Regions from separate parts of the Homo sapiens genome. Here region 2 is linked to region 1. The links are chromatin contacts, found by Hi-C or POLR2A ChIA-PET in ENCODE. All regions are on one chromosome and are shown on one strand. The core of a region is the stretch at or near the end of the contact, and the rest is flanking DNA. Distances in the headings are between cores, read along the strand shown.

Region 1 (4,944 bases), core at 1,343-3,842:
ATATATGCAATACGTAATGATCAAAACAGGGTAATTGGGATATCTGTCACCTCAAACATTTATCTTTTGGAGCCTGATCTTTTAACTACAACTCTAAGAGTGGTAGAGAATTGTAGTTGGGTCTTGTGAGTTCAAGTCCAATGTATTCTGTACTGTATTGTCTCTGACCATGAAAATAAGTACTGCCTGAACCCAACAGTGTGGTTATATGAACGACCCAGCGATCGAAAGATAAACTATGAAAACAAAACAGAAGTTAGTCTCCCAAAAATGAAACCAAAGGAAAGTAGGCCAGAGGTTTTGATAATCCACTAGGTTGGTAGAAGGGTTATGCTATTGAAGGATAACACTTCACCTTTTCTTAGTTATAAATGACCTTTTCTTATCCATCTAGCCCATTCCTCAGACTCTATATTACCAGAGAGAAAGGAAGAAACAGAAAAGAGGACCCCTTGTTGAGTTTAGATCTCCTGAACACACACAGGATCAGTTCAGAAGTTCCCATGACACAGGGCATTGAGAGTGAGCTCCTTGCCTGGTTCCTCACCCAAGAAGAGACAGGCCCAGGTCCATCTCTCCTGAGTAGGAAAGGCTCAGATTTCTGAAGAGATTTCTACCCGGGCACAGGCTGCCTCAGGTGGGGCCTGGCTGTCTGAGGTTAGATGAAAATCTATCAGATTGTGGACTCCTGCACATAGCTGGCCAATGTCTGTCACTAGTGGAGCTGGCAGCACCCCCCCACCCTTACTCAATTGGAACACCCCTACTCTGGTCACCCTGTGTGCTAGGAACAGAGATCCAAGTTATTACCCTTAAATAATTTATAGTCTGAGATACTGCAAGGGAAGATGAGATTCAGTCTTTAATAAGAATATTTTAAACAATTATACCTACTGAAAAAATAGAATTAATCAGTTTGGTTGTGAACAGTCTACTTTATGTGGGCAGTTGTTCTGAAGATAGACGATCAGAATGACTTAATGTATTCACTTAACTGTTTTCTCACAGGAATTCATAAGCTTATAATGCAATTGCATCAGCCACAGCTGTCTGAACCACCTTAGCCTAGGCTTATTTTATCCCTGGGATGTAGCTGCTGTTTTGGCCTTTGGTGATCTTCACCCGTTTACCGTAGGGTGGATTTACCTTGATTCACAAGTCGTTTGTCTAACCTCTCCTTTTGTCAAGATAATTCTGACAGGTGAAATTTCTGGTGATTGGCCCAAAGTATTTCATCTACCCACAAATTTGATCATTAATATCCTCTCAAATAAAGGGAACAAAGATGGAAAAATAGGTGAAGCTTGGCCTCATTTATTTACATATTGACCCCAATGTCAGAAGTTACTCAGAAGTGTGTGCAACTCTGTATAGACCCCTTCCTGGGACTGGACACAGAGGCTGAAATAAAAACCAGTTTTTCAGCATGACTTAGCACAATGTTATTTATTTTCACTGCCTATTAGCCTATGGGTCATGAGATTTGTTATTCTAGAGCAGTTGAGTATTGGAGTGGAACAAGCAAAAGCAAGGCATATTTTTCTGTTGTAATCTGTACTTTTTATTTTTTAAGATATATAATAATAGTTTTACATTAAGTGTGATTTGGATTCCTTCTCCAGAATTATAAATTACCTAATTCCCTTCTGCTAAAAGACGCAGGACAGAGAAGGGTAAGCATTTTAGCTGGACATTTATTCCTGTTGTACGATCCTCCCCATCCCCTTTAACGAGTGCTAGAACTACGCCAGAGAATAACTGTCCAAAAAACTTAAGGAGTTCTGATTTTAATCTGGTCAAATCACTGAAATATGTTGTTAGAAAATGTCTGGTAGTGGCCGGGCACGGTGGCTCACTCCTGTAATCCCAGCACTTTGGTAGGCTGAGGTGGGTGGATCACGAGGTCAGGAGATCAAGACGATCCTGGCTAACATGGTGAAACCCCATCTCTACTAAAAATACAAAAAAATTAGCTGGGTGTGGTGGTGGGCACCTGTAGTCCCAGCTACTTGAGAGGCTGAGGCAGGAGAATAGCTTGAACCCGTGAGGTGGAGGCTGCAGTGAGCCGAGATCGCCACTGCACTCCAGCCTGAGTGATAGAGTGAGATTCTGTCTCAAAAAAAAAAAAAAAGAAAGAAAAGAAAAAGAAAATGCCTGGTAGTGAATAAAATCTTAAATCATGAAGATTAAAAATAACCTGCTACTTCTACTTATGTTGCCATAAAAGCAGTTTTCAAAATATGTTCTCTTAAAATATCTTGAAAATAGTTCCTGGTCTAATGGAAACAAGTGTTGGGAAAATTCCCTTGTTGCAGACATATTCATTAATGTGATGATAGCATTGCCAAAAGGAAGGAGAACATGCCAGGGCCAACTCAACACAGTCCTGAGAACATTCCTTTTCCGAATTTCTGGCCCGTTCTTTCTCTGTCTCCCCCCTCCTTGTCCAGGAGTTCCATTGTTGGCATCATTATCCAGAATGTAAATGGCTTTGCCAGAAACACTGCCCACAGCTTGTCTAAGAACAAATGTCAAGGAGATATGCTTTTTTCCATGTATTTGCTTTGGATATTTTTCTAACAATTAAGCCTGAGGGCCAGGTGCAGTGGCTCACGCCTGTAATTCCCCACACTTTTGGAGGCTGAGGTGGGTGGATCACTTGAGGTCAGGAGTTCAAGACCAGCCTGGCCAACATGGTGAAACCCTATCTCTACGAAAAAATACAAAAATTAGCTGGTTGTGGTAATCCCAGCTACTTGGGAGGCTGAGGCAGGAGAATCTCTTGAACCCAGGAGGCGGAGGTTGCAGTGAGCAAGGTGCTGCACCACCACACTCCTGCCTGGGTGACGAAGTGACCTTATCTCAAAAAAAAAAAAAAACACCTAGTATTGGAAGAGATCATTTTAGTTTAGAAAGTAGAAAGTTTCTTGATAGAGTTGGTCTGGTTGTGTTCATCCCTCAAAGGCAAGGTTATAAACTGTTTCTGCCTACTTTAGAAGAGTCAGAGGGTTTGTTTTGTGGCTCTTTATGGTATTTTATCATGTTGGTGGTTTTGTATTCTCTAGAAAATTTCTGTACCTAAAAATGCTGCCTTACAGAATTAATTTCCTTTAAGGACTTAACTCTTGGATATTTCCCCATAATTCCTCTGTTCTCAGAGTGCTTGCCATTGTTATTAAATGCTAGATTTTTAGAGCTGATAGGGCCTTCAGAAATAGAGTAAGAGTGGAGATTTGGGAGATCATATAGTTCAACTATTTGTCTTCGTAGGTAAAGAAACAGACCCCACAAGGTGAAGTGACTTGCCCAGGGCCTGCAGTTGATTAGTTGAGGCTAGAACCCATGTCCCTGTTTAGTACTTTGCTTTGTGGTGTGATTCTGCCCTCTGTACTAGTGCTCAGATGGTGTTCTGTACTTAGCAGGGGCACTGGAGACTGAGCTCCAAACCATTTATTACTAAAGCGTATGTTTACCAAGTCCTTTTTGGTTCTGTTATTTATTCCTGTACTCAACTAAGCCAAATCTAGATTTAATTGAAAACTGTATAGACACTGTTAATTCCAAGTGTGCTCTCCAGGTCATGTCCAATGAGGGAGGCACCTTAGTCTTTCAGAGACGTTTTGATAAACATTTAAAGCTTACCATAGTTATTTGCTTGACTTAACACCTTTAAATGCCCCGTGGCCTCAGATCGTTGAAGCATAATGCCCTGTAGGATTCCCATTTTGTTTTGCTTGAGATCTGCCATTCCCCAGCACTCAGGTGCTGTGAGCTGATTGAGCTGTTCCCCAACTAGCCTATTTTAGGACACAAGCCATTTGTTAAGCCAAGTATGTGAATATGTCACTGTTCAGGCACTAGTCTCAGTGGCCCCCCCATCTCCCTTGAATAAAAGCCAGTGTCCTTAAAAGGGCCCCAAATGCTGATCACCTCTGTGACATCACTTCTCATTTTCTGCCCCTTTTTCAAATCCCTTCAGTTTCAGGAAAAAACTTCAGAGCATCAGGCAAGCTCCTAATGTGCTTTGCACTTGGCTGTTCCCTCTATAGTGACCTTCTCCTCTCCTCTTGGTACCAGGTGGCTCCTCTTTCACCTCCTTCAAAGCAAGTCACTTTCTCAGGAAGTCCCTTCCTGACCATCTCATTTAAAATTGCCACCCCGCCCCAACCTTTCCATTTCTGTTTTCCTCCTTTGCTGTGTTTTTCTCCATAATGCTGGTGACCTTCTAATGTAGGACTTATTTTTTCTAAAGACCTTTCCTTACAGGTATTTCCCCTTAAGTCCTGTGTCTTTGAGTATTGGTTTTAGTTTAAATGAAAACTTCCCAGTGCTTCTCATCTGTAGCCAGCATTGGGAACCTTTGCCATAGACGTTGCTTCATTAGGTGTTAGTTTTGAGAGTTCTCACAGAGGCAGGATTTTAAGTATCAAGAACGTATTTTTAATTCTTAATAGTAGCTTCAGGCAATATTTTTCATATAGTAGGACCATTCTCTTGCATTAAACCACATAGTGGCTCAGCATTGTTCCCCACTCATCAGAAAGCTTCCCTGCAGTAGTGATAGCAGCATACTCCTATATATAACTGATCTTGAGGACCACGTACCTTATAACCTGAGGTTCCTCTGATTTTAGGGGGAGGGTAATGAATTTGTATTATTTGAACAAGAGTGTTAAGATACGAGATTTCAAATAAAATGGTTGGTTTTACTGGCTTTTTCTTAAAATAGTTCAGCACTAGTTAATGCTTGTGTAATTCAGTCTATTTTAGAATGTTTGATACTATGTATAACTTTTTTTGGAAACGGAGTCTAGCTCTGGCTTCCAGGCTGGAGTGCAGTGGCATGATCTCGGCTCACTGCAGCCACCTCCCAGGTTCAAGCAATTCTCCTGCCTCAGCCTCCTGAGTAGCTGGGACTACAGGTGGGCGCCACATGCCCGGCTA
Region 2 (4,944 bases), core at 1,328-3,827, 1.0 Mb before region 1:
ACTTTGCTATCTCTTTGACTACAGAGTCACTACCTTCCGATAAGCCCTTCTGCTGTCTCCAGACCGATCCTTCTAAAGCGTAGATGTCATTGTCTTTCTCTCATTAAAGCTCTTTCATGGCTCCTCATTTTCCAGGTTCCAGCTCATGTCTCAGGAGGCCGCTAAGCCCACTCCTCTGCCCCAGCCTGTGTCTGCGCACGTCTCTTCTCCCTTCCTCCTGGTTTCCTCTGGCTGATACCTGCTCACCTGAAAGTCATCTCAGGTGCCACCTCCTCCAGGGATTCCTCGCATTAGATTAGCTTCCTTCTTCCCCATTCCTAGCTGACTTCCTTCATTATGCCTCAGATCCTTTTTTTGGAAGAAAAAGAAAGAAATGGAAGACAGACTGGCCAGCAGGGGGAGAGAGAGGGAGGGAGGGCATATCAGAGAATTCAATATGCTGCGTTTTAACCAGATACTTTTCTTCCTCTCCCACAAGGCATCAGAGTAGAGACTGCCTTTCATCTCTCTCCCCCTTGTGTAATAGCACAGTGTCTGGCAGATAACTGTTGCTTGCTAATTATTAGAAGGAAGAAAGGGAGGGAGAATAAAAGCCAGCATCACCATGTGATCTTCCTAAGTGCGACAGATGTGAGAAAAGAACTACCTTAAGCTCCAGGGGCCCTAGAGGAACGGCGCTGCGTGCTAGTGCAGATGGTAGCAAACGCTCTCACCTGGCTTGGCAACACTTCTTCACCTCTTCTTTCTACCACCACAGCGACTGTCTCCCTCCAGCCCATCCTACTGCCAAATTCATCTTCTATTAAGCATAGCTTCAATCACATCATTTCTTTATCAAAACACTTCTACAGAGGAGTTCCAAATGCTTTAGCCGGGCCGTCCAGGGCCTCCACAGGATGACCCCAGCCCATCTAGTTTTCTACCACTCTTTATGTGTTTCCTAAGTACCATTCATTATTTTAGGACTTGGTATTTGCTGATGAATTTACTTACTTACTTGAGAGTGTGGCAAAAGCACATCCTAAACTTTCAGTTAAAAGGAGTTTGATTGATTGACCTGCTCTGAGTTTAAGGCACGTGCTGGTCACTGTGGGAGCCATTAAAGAAGGTATTGTTCTGTGGCCGCCAGGAACAGATAGCCCAGCTGGGGACAAGACAAAAAAGCAGGGGGCATTAAGGAACAGACAGCAGAAAGGAACATGTCACAAGTGCACAATTAATCGCCAAATATATGGCTCAAGAAGGGGTGGTGATCAAACCAGATAATGTCTGTGAAAGTGCCTCTCTCCTGTCAAACTCCCAATTCCGAGCAGTCCTACAGTCGGCCCCTTCCACAGGGCGTAGCCCTGTCATTCCACCTCAAACGTCGTACACACTCGGCCTGTCCTACAAAGCCCTTCGTGATAAGGCCTGCTTCTCCTTCCCACCTTGTGGGACCCCCGACCCTGGAACCCCGAGCTGCAGAGCTGGAGAGAATGCACTCTGTTGTTTGGTATACGTGTTCCTTGAAACATTCACTCCTCCCCATTTTCCTTCGGTGTTTAACCTGTTCTTCCTTTAAAATTCGGCTTTTCCTTTAAAATCCAGCCTGGAGCTCCCCAATGAAGACTTCTGTGGCGCTGCAGGCAAAACTCACCACCTGCAGAGTCTCTGCTCTCCCTTGTCAAATACGCGTTTGTGACATACATTGGAAGGCATCGGGCACATTTCTGTCATCTGTGTGACTGTGGACCTCTGCCGCAGGGGTCATGTCCTTTCCCTTTACAGTGCTTGATGAGGTACACGTCTTGTCAATGTTTGTCACGGACTGAAACTTAACACATTAGAGAGGACAGCAAAGTCAGTTGACTCTAAATTGTTAAGGCACAAGCTCTGTGAGTTCAGAAGAGACATGTGCCAGAATCGGTCCAGGGAGGTTCTTAGAACCTACCAGTTCTAAGTAGGAGTTCTTAGAACCTACCAGTTCTAAGTAGGAATTCTTAGAACTGGAAGGTCAAAGCTTTGTACATGTGAAATAGATCAAACAATAAAAAGAATTCCATGTAGAATAGCTCAGTGTCTGTGGCTCCTAATGGCTCCCCCATTCTCTGCACCAGCCAGCGGGAGGAGAAAGCCTGCAGAGTGGGGGCAGCGGAGACAGAACATCTTAACCCCAGCAGAGGCTTTATCTAAGGAAGTAGAGCGAATGCCCTGAAGGTGGGTTGGACTTAGGTGGTGGAAAGGTTTCAAATGCACTCTGTTATCTTGCAGGTAGTGGCTGCCATTTATTACTTTAGAAAACCATGGCGACTTCATCAAAGTGGTGTTTTAGAAAGATGATCCAGGGCCGTCTTTTCCCTTTGAGAGTGGGAGGTGCCCTGTGGCCCTACCTTCATTTTCTGTGATGGTATTCCCAGTGGTTTCCTCCCTGTGGCTTTGCGGCTTAGTGGTGAACCAAGAGGCTTAGGATGCAGGTGCAAAGCCCCTCTACTCTTTAATGCCTCACTTCAAGGTGCAGGATCTTTCCCTCTGTAAACAAAGGCTTTCCTTCTGGCACTGCCCTTGACCTGCTCAGAGCTGTTCTCTGATCCTTTGGGTCTCTCTGCCCTCGTGACTGGCAGTGACCTGCTAGGCAGCAACCCCCACGCAGCAGGTGGTCCTCCAGAGCTGAGTCACCACCCCGGGAACCGTGCCCTGGTGAGGCCATCCAAGGTAGACCGGCACAGGGCGGGTGTGAGTGGCCTCTCCACCTGGCCCCTCGGTCTGGGAGGGCTCTTTCAGCTTGACAGAGAGAGCAAAGGAAACTCGGATTTTTGGCAAAGCAGAAAAACATTTTACCTGTGATCACAGTTATGGGCCTTGGTCAGTCATTTGATTTCAGCACACCCAAATTGTCCATTTACAGATACCTTGAGACATGGAAAGGGAGGAAATTTTTTAATGATGTTTTAAGATTCTGTTTGACCTCATGAATTAAGAGCGGTGAGAAGTAATAGAACACGGAGAGATACCTAAGCCATTGATTGATATTGTAGGCAATAAACAAGTGAGATTCAGATTATTTTTAAAAATTTTTTTCATGGGCACTGATGGATGTTTAAAAAATTATGACGTGTTCTGTTCATGACGCGTTCTGTTCATTTCCAGAGAAGAGAAAAATGTGGTTGCTTTTGAAAGGAGGTTTTTTGTTTTGTTTTGTTTTGTTTTTAAACGTCTAGCTTATTCATTACACCAGCGAATAGCAATGACCTCAGTCTAAAAAGCAAGTTAACCATCATCTCTCTCCTTGCCTGGGAAAAGAAGCCTTTATCTAAGTAGCCAAAAGATGGGCAAGGCTGACCACCCAGTCATTTCGGCTGATCAGGATTTTCCAAAAAACAAAAAGCTCTCTGTTTTCACAACTGAGTGACAACTCTTAGGAAATACTACCAGCTTACTCAGTTTGAGTAAGGCCATGGAGAAGTCTGGTGACAGTCAGTTGCCTGGATGCACATGTTACACATGGCTAACGATGCTGTCACCACTGGGAGCTTTCAGAATTGGAGAAAATAACACCGTGTCTCTTGCTTTCTGAACATGGAATTTTTAACTTTTTTTTTTTTTTTTTCTGGAGACAGAGTCTCGCTCTGGCGCCCAGGCTGGAGTGCAGTGGCATGATCTCAGCTCACTACAACCTCCACCTCCCGGGTTCAAACAATTCTCCTGCCTCAGCCTCCCAAGTAGCTGGGATTACAGGTGCCCACCACCACGCCTGGCTAATTTCTGTATTTTTAGTAGAGATGGGGTTTTGCCATGTTGGCCAAGCCGGTGTTGAACCCCTGGCCTCAGGTGATCCACCCACCTCAGCCTCCCAAAGTGCTGGGATTACAGGCATGAGCCACCCCATGCCCAGCTGGAATTTTTTAACTTAAAAAAAAAAAGTTTCAGTGTTTGTCCTTACCCATTATGTGCCCAGTTAGTTCTATACCAGTGAAAGTTCCCCCCAAAAGAAAAAGAAAAAGAAAAAAAAGACTGTCATTTTCTTGAGCAGCTTTCTTGAGCTCTGTGTGTGTATGCCTATGTCTGGGGCATACACAAGGACTCTGGCAGGCCCACTAAACTCTACCACGTAGTTGCCAGATATGCTGTAAACTGTCACCTGGAAGTTGGGATTTACTCTTTTATTTTTCTGTTTATTTTGCATGAGTACTGTATGTATAAAAAAGTAGCCACATATGGATGGTCAAAGGGTTTCCTAGAAATATGGATAGTCAGAGGGCTTCCTAGAAATATGGATGGTCAAAGGTATCCTAGTTTTTCAGGTAAACTCCACTAGAAACCAGAACCATATCCCAATTCCATAGCCTTTATTATTTCAGATCAATAGAAGCAGAATCAAAATGCATTTGGAGCTTAGAGGTCAATTGATTTGGAAACCACTCCGGTGCAAAGAATCTCTAGATTCATTGATTTTGGAGTATTGTTTAGGGGAAAAGGACTTTAAAGGCTGGGCGGGGAAGCTTTATTCCTTTTTTTTTTTTTTTTTTTTTTTTTTTTTTCAGAAGACATTTATGAGTTTATTGATTTGGCACATTTCCAGAGGACAATTCAGTGACATATACCAACATGTACAACAGATTCATCTTTTGACCCAACTTTTTCACTCTTTTTTTTTTTATTTTTTTTTATTTAATGTTTTTTTTTTATTATACTCTAAGTTTTAGGGTACATGTGCACATTGTGCAGGTTAGTTACATATGTATACATGTGCCATGCTGGTGCGCTGCACCCACTAACGTGTCATCTAGCATTAGGTATATCTCCCAATGCTATCCCTCCCCCCTCCCCCGACCCCACCACAGTCCCCAGAGTGTGATATTCCCCTTCCTGTGTCCATGTGATCTCATTGTTCAATTCCCACCTATGAGTGAGAATATGCGGTGTTTGGTTTTTTGTTCTTGCGATAGTTTGCTGAGAATGATGGTT

The links. Hi-C counts contacts between places; a loop is a spot of excess contacts on that map. ChIA-PET counts read pairs that join two places held with the same protein, here RNA polymerase II (POLR2A). Pooled maps may share reads with other maps.
Region 2: a loop to region 1 is called in a map of ascending aorta, with 3 times the contacts of the local background. The contact joins two enhancer-like sites. A Hi-C loop is called at or near these places in 1 of 168 maps with a recorded cell type or tissue (ascending aorta) and 2 of 50 pooled maps. POLR2A ChIA-PET finds 5 or more read pairs at or near these places in 1 of 52 experiments (activated CD4-positive, alpha-beta T cell).

The regions. Positions count from the first base shown.
Region 1 is chr7:129,861,744-129,866,687 of GRCh38, reverse strand. All of the region lies in intron 3 of UBE2H (ubiquitin conjugating enzyme E2 H), which reads left to right. Among named protein-coding and RNA genes, the nearest start is that of UBE2H, 89 kb to the left of the region's middle. Within about 2 kb of position 2,592, at least 10 of the 41 ENCODE cell types and tissues checked have a DNase peak (open chromatin) inside an H3K27ac peak, as active enhancers do; they include ascending aorta, where a contact is called at or near this core.
Region 2 is chr7:130,892,029-130,896,972 of GRCh38, reverse strand. All of the region lies in intron 6 of LINC-PINT (long intergenic non-protein coding RNA, p53 induced transcript), which reads left to right. Among named protein-coding and RNA genes, the nearest start is that of MIR29B1, 17 kb to the right of the region's middle. Within about 2 kb of position 2,577, at least 31 of the 41 ENCODE cell types and tissues checked have a DNase peak (open chromatin) inside an H3K27ac peak, as active enhancers do; they include ascending aorta, where a contact is called at or near this core.